Regions from separate parts of the Homo sapiens genome. Here region 2 is linked to region 1. Evidence: read pairs that join two places in POLR2A ChIA-PET (ENCODE). Cell type or tissue: PC-9. All regions are shown on one strand. Each heading gives the region's core, and the rest is flanking DNA. Links, peaks and the distances in the headings are about the cores only.

Region 1 (2,902 bases), core at 177-2,676:
CCAACATTTCCTGGGCATCTTCTATGTGCCAGGCCCCCTCACAGAGCTTGCAGTCGTTCATTCTGCTCATTCATTAATACGAGGAAACTGCCCCAAAACTGCAAGGAAAATGCCAACCAGGCTAGGTAACAGAGCTGAAGGAAAAAGAGCCAAGTGCATGCTTTGAGCCTGCCTCATGAAGTCAAGTCAAACATCTTTCTTTCTTGTCTCTGTACAAGAACTCCAGCTGGGGAGGAAGGAGGAGGTGACAGCAACAGTACATGCTTCCCATTGTACAGATGGCAATCTTGATCTCCGAACTGCTGCATGCCCAGCCACAGGGGGCATCCCATGTGACAAGGAATTAGAACTACACTGCTTCCTAATACTATATTTCGTGGCAGGAGGAGTTGGAACCAAGGGACCTCAGGTTACTCTCCCAGGATGTGGGAGGGGAAAGGTAAAGGTAGTGTGAAGTGGGCCTCAGCAGAACCTCAGAGCCAAAAGGAACTCCGGGGACCATCTGACCTGCAGCCCCTCCACCCCCAGCCCCCATTCCACAAACAACCATCCCATAGCCCATATTGCTCCCCTGGGTTCCAGGAGACAGTGTCCCAGGTTTTGCCTTCTCTGGTCTTTTCTTCCACATGCCCTGAATCTAAGGAAACACTGGGGCCCATCAGGCTCACAGATGACTGTGTTCCCACTTCCACACCAAATGGTACCAGCAGCACATGTCAGCTGGGAGCAGTGGCTTTCAAACCTTTTAACCACAACTCATACTAATTACTTTTTTTTTTGAGATGGAGTTTCGCTCTTGTTGCCCAGGCTAGAGTGCAATGGCACCATCTCGGCTCACTGCAACTTCTGCCTCCCAGGTTCAAGCAATTCTCCTGCCTCAGCCTCCCTAGTAGCTGGGATTACAGGCACCCATGACCATGCCCAGCTAATTTTTGTATTTTTAGTAGAGACGGGTTTTCACCATGTTGGCCAGGCTGGTCTTGAACTTCTGACCTCAGGTGATCCACCTGCCTCGGCCTCCCAAAGTGCTGGGATTACAGACGTGAGCCACCACGCCTGGCCCTGTTTTGTTTTTAATGCTGGTTGTGACTCACTATGGTGATTTCACAACCCACATGTGCATTTCAATGCCCACCTGGGCTAGAGGTACAGGCTCAGCTGCCGGAGTCCTTAACAGAGGTGGGGATAACTAAGGGCAAACCAAGAGGGTAAGGCATGAAGGAGCAGCAGGATGGGCAGTTTATATGTCCCCAGAAGAAAGGCCTTGGAACCCCTCAGCCTGAAGAAAAAGGAGGCCAAGGGCAGGCTCTGTCAGATCTTCACCTATACCAAGGCGTTTTCTTCATTTGCTTGTTTGTCCCATATAGAAGACAGTGAGCGGTATTCTTCACACTGAGCACAAGAAAAGGGGAGTTGACAAAAACTGCAGTGGAAAATAAGTCAGTGCAACACAGGCTGGGTGGGTGAGTATGTGCAGGGAGTGAGGGCAGCAAGAGATTCTACGCATTAAAAAAGGATCGTGGCCAAGTGCAGTGGCTCACACCTACAATCCCAGCACTTTGGAAGGCTGAGGCAGGTGGATCACTTGAGCTCAGGAGTTTGAGACCAGCCTTTACAACACAGCAAGACCCTGTCTCCACCAAAAATACAAAAAATTAGCCGAGCGTGGTGGTGCATGCCCTGTAGTCCCAGCTATTCGGGAGGCTGAGGTGGTAGGGATCACTTGAGCAGGGGAGGCAGAGGTTGCAGTGAGCTGAGATCGCACTACTGCACCCCAGCCTGGGCAACAGAGTGAGACCCTGTCTCAAAACAAAACAAAACAAAACAAAAAACGGTTCATGTGACGTTTCTTCTTATTAAAGGTAAGGGGAAGTGGGGAAGTCAGTTGTCCAAGAAAACTGGTAAATGCTCAGCAATCCGGGATGGTTGTGATGTTTCCCAGAAGACACTGGAAGGGCTAAGATGATTTGAGGGGGTCCTGTCCAGCCCTGGGAGTTCACTACCTCCTTAGCTCGCCCCAACAAAACCTGCCAGTGGACTTTCACCCTGGCTTGGGGTTGGCTGAGGAAGGTTTGGCTAGATCCACAGGCTGCCCAGGCAGAAAGGCCTCCCCATTTCCAGACCCTGAAAGAGAACCAGGCCAGGGAAAATCTGAGAGAGAGAGTGAGAACCTGTGGAGGGGCCAGGTGTAGGGAGGAGGCCGCACACTGTGTGCTGTATCCAAGTGTTCCAGACTGGGTGGGAAGCACTGGGAGCTGGGGCAGGGGACGGGAAGGGGTCGCTGAGCAGGAGCCGTGAGGTCAGTGTTGGGCAAGAGGCAAGTCTGGCTCCCATCATACCTGCACTAATGAGCTGGAAGCAGACGGAAACGGCACAGCGTGTGAAGGCCAGCAAGGGAAGATCCTCCCCATGCCAGCTGGACGGGAAAAGACCGAGCGTGGTGGAAACAGGGCCTGTCCCCTCCCCATCCCCTGGAATCTCAAGCTAGAGGCTGGAACAGCCAGGAGAAGGGGTTGGGAGGTGAGGGCTGATCAGATGAGGCTGAAACAAGACCTCCTGGGGGAAAGGGGATTAGAAAGATGCCAAGGGACTGCGGCATGGAGGAGAGAAAGCCAAGGGGCTACAGAGGCACCCTGCCAACCCTGGGGAGGGAGGAGGCCCCAGGGGGGTTGTCAGCTGCAGGCACCGGCCCTGAGGAGAACAGCTGGACTGAGCCAAAGGCTGGACAGTTGACTGACTTAAAAGGGCAGACGGAATGGGCAAGTCCATCCTGCCCCGTCAGGGCAGCAGAAATGGCCACAAGTATTCACAGACTGTAAACACTAAGGCAGGGCTTGTCTGGGACTGGGAAGATCTGGCTAGGCCTGGCAGGGGAGAGCCGAGGGCTGGAAGGAGGCCTGAG
Region 2 (2,902 bases), core at 225-2,724, 410 kb before region 1:
TTCATACACTTTTCCAGAAATTAAAAAATATTTATATGTATATACATATTTCATTTTCACAAGTGAAATAAAACGTACTGTCCATCTTCCTTTTTTAAAAATAATACCGTCAGCCGGGCGCAGTGGCTCATGCCTGTAATCCCAGCACTTTGGGAGGCCAAGGCGGGTGGATCACCTGAGGTCAGGAGTTCGAGACCAGCCTGACCAACATGGAGAAACCCCATCTCTACTAAAAATACAAAATTAGCCTGGCGTGGTGGCACATGCCTGTAATCCCAGCTACTCAGGAAGCTAAGGCAGGAGAATAGCTTGAACCCGGGAGGTGGAGGTTGCAGTGAGCCGAGATTGCGCCATTGCACTCCAGCCTGGGCAACAAAAGCGAAACTCCGTCTAAAAAAAAATAAATAAATACTGTCTTGGAGATTGAATGTGGAATAGCAGCACAGTATTCCACTGCATGAATGTGAACTTTTTTCTTCTCTTTAAAATTACGTAAAAGTTGGCCGGGTGCAGTGGCTCACACCTAGGAGCGTCTGTCCATTAGCTTGTATGTCTGTCCGAATGGAAGTGCCTCCCTGGGCCGGGTGCGGTGGCTTACGCCGGTAATCACAGCACTTTGGGAGGCCAAGGCAGGAGGATCACTTGAGCCCAGGAGGTCGAGGCTGCAGTGAGCTGTGGAGGCACCACTGTACTCCAGCCTGGGTGACAAAGCAAGACCCTGTCTCTAAAAAACGGGGTGATGGGGCTCTTCCGAGTGAAAAGGTGGAACTACTGACCTAGTCCCACCCTGTCAGTTCACCATGAGGAAACAGGCTAGAAAAGGGGTTGACTTGTCCTTAGTCTGGAGCTGCCTTGTCAGGTTCTTCCAGGTACCACTTGATCACGTGGACGGGATGGCATTAGCCGTGCACACTGGGCAAATGCTCCGCCACCCTCCCTGCTCTGCTGGGCTTGGGAGGAGTAAGCGGTGGATGAGATGTCCCTGATGTGTTGGGCCTCCAAGGAGGCCCTTTATTTATTTGTTTGTTTGTTTGTTTGTTTATAGTTGAGTCTCACTCTGTCACTCAGGCTGGAGTGCAGTGGTGCTACCTCAGCTCATTGCAACCTCTGCCTCCCCGATTCAAGCGATTCTCCTGCCTCAGCCTCTCAAGTAGCTGGGATTACAGGCATGCGCCACCACGCCTGGCTAATTTTTTGTTTTTTAGTAGAGACGAGGTTTCACCATGTTGGCCAGGCTGGTCTCCAACTCCTGACCTCAAGTGATCTGCCCGCCTTGGCCTCCCAAAGTGCTGGGATTATAGGCGTGAGCCACCGCACCTGGCCCAAGGAGGCACTTCCATTCGGACAGACATACAAGTGAACGGACGGACGCTCCTAGGATGGGTGCTATGCATTGCTTAAGAAGGGGAACCTTTGAGGACCCTTGAAATCCCTCCCCTCTGATGCCTTGGAGGAAGGCGGACTGGCCCAGATTCCCGGACCGGCAACCGCCACCTGCCTCTCTGGTCTCCTCCCACCCCGAGGGGATCGCGCTCGCGCCGCGCCACTCGCGCGGCCACCGCTAGAGGGAGCCGGGAGCGTCTCCGAAGTCTCCCGCTTGCGGCTTCGCTCAGGCGCTGCCTTTCACCCGCCTCGCAGGGGCTGCGAGGCTCCGACAAGACTGGTCCCTTCTTGTCATTAGGCCCTAGGCCCGCAGCCCTCCGCGGCCCCGACCTCTAGGAGGTGCCCAGCACCAACAGGCCGACCCTATGCTCCCTACCCAGCCCTCCGCTATGAAAACCCTAACGCTGCTCTGCTACTGCCCCCATTTTACCAATTAGGACACAGAGAGGCTGACAGATGTACCTAGGGTCACACAGCGAATGCGTGGCAGAGCCGGAAACCCAGGGGGCCTGGCTCCGAACCCCCATGCCTCAGAGGATCTCAAGCACCTTCTTGTATCTTTCTGTTCAAGGGGAAACCGAGGCACAGAGCAAGTCTAGAGCATACTGTGTGGGTGGCCCAGTCTGCCAAGGACCGACAGGAGGCTAAAGCTAGGCGGCCAGCCCCTAGGCAGATGACCACAGCAGAAAAGCCTGTGGGGAGAAGAGGTGCCAGCCTGCCCCAAGGTGGGGGTGGAGGGGGCTGTTGGTGCCTCCCAGGATGGGTGACAGCTGCAGCCTTGGGTGGGAGGCCAGAGGCCCCACACGATAATAACTTTCACTCACTGCCCAAGAGCTAATCCCATTACTCTGCATGGACCCTCTGGGACCACCTCCCTAACCCCCCTTAATCCCCTGTCTCCCTCTGGGAATGGTCCAAGGGCCTCCCTGCCAGCCCATGCCAGCCCCAGGCACAGGCAGACCTTGCCCCTCAAGCTCTGTCAGACCACCTGTGCCCATGAATGCCCATCGTGCCTGATTCTTGGGGCCCCAAAGGGACAGCCAAGAAGGGTGGAGGTCCAACCTCTCTCACCCACCTTCCCTGCCATCCCTGACCCTGCCTGCCAGTCCCCAAGGCACCTTCCCAAAATAGCCTCCGGCTGGGATCCAGGTTTTCTGAGCCTCGTGTTCCTTTCTAAGCAGGCTTCTGGGGCTTGTTATCGTTTTTGTTGAAGGAATTGGCAGGAGAGAGCTTGGGTCCACAGTATATTCATCTGTAAAATGGACGCAATCGCCCCCAATTTCTATAGTCGTTCCGAGGATACAATGAGACACTATGAGACACGGAGGACACAATGAGACACAAGCCTCCGGAGTGTTATTATCAGTGGTACAGAGCTGTCTTCAGATATGCAAAGGAAGTGGATTTCTTTTGTGTGTTACCAGAAGGAAGCTCCATGGCCAGAAGGCAGATGTTAGAGAGGAAGATTCTGAAAGATACACACTGTCCTATAAGGGTGATAAGAGCCACCATGTACTTG

What was found. ChIA-PET counts read pairs that join two places held together with the same protein. Peaks named below come from ENCODE experiments on the same cell type or tissue, not always from the same donor. Only the 100,000 strongest peaks of a DNase experiment are listed, where the experiment ranks them.
Region 2: POLR2A ChIA-PET joins it to region 1 with 5 read pairs; 1 of 35 experiments calls an interaction of 5 or more read pairs at or near these places.

What each region holds. Positions count from the first base shown.
Region 1 is chr14:74,628,729-74,631,630 of GRCh38, forward strand. No RefSeq gene overlaps it. Among named protein-coding and RNA genes, the nearest start is that of LTBP2, 18 kb to the left of the region's middle. RefSeq lists enhancers at 2,016-2,665, 2,666-2,902. In PC-9, for the core only: no CTCF peak of the experiment used is centred there; a DNase peak (open chromatin) is centred at 1,118.
Region 2 is chr14:74,216,263-74,219,164 of GRCh38, forward strand. It overlaps LOC105370564 (a long non-coding RNA gene), which reads right to left and starts at 1,502. Exons shown (of 3, transcript XR_944025.3): 1 at 1,318-1,502. In PC-9, for the core only: CTCF peaks have their summits at 1,566 (motif pointing right) and 1,770 (motif pointing right); a DNase peak (open chromatin) is centred at 1,579; H3K4me3 peaks cover 311 bases; H3K27me3 peaks cover 2,459 bases.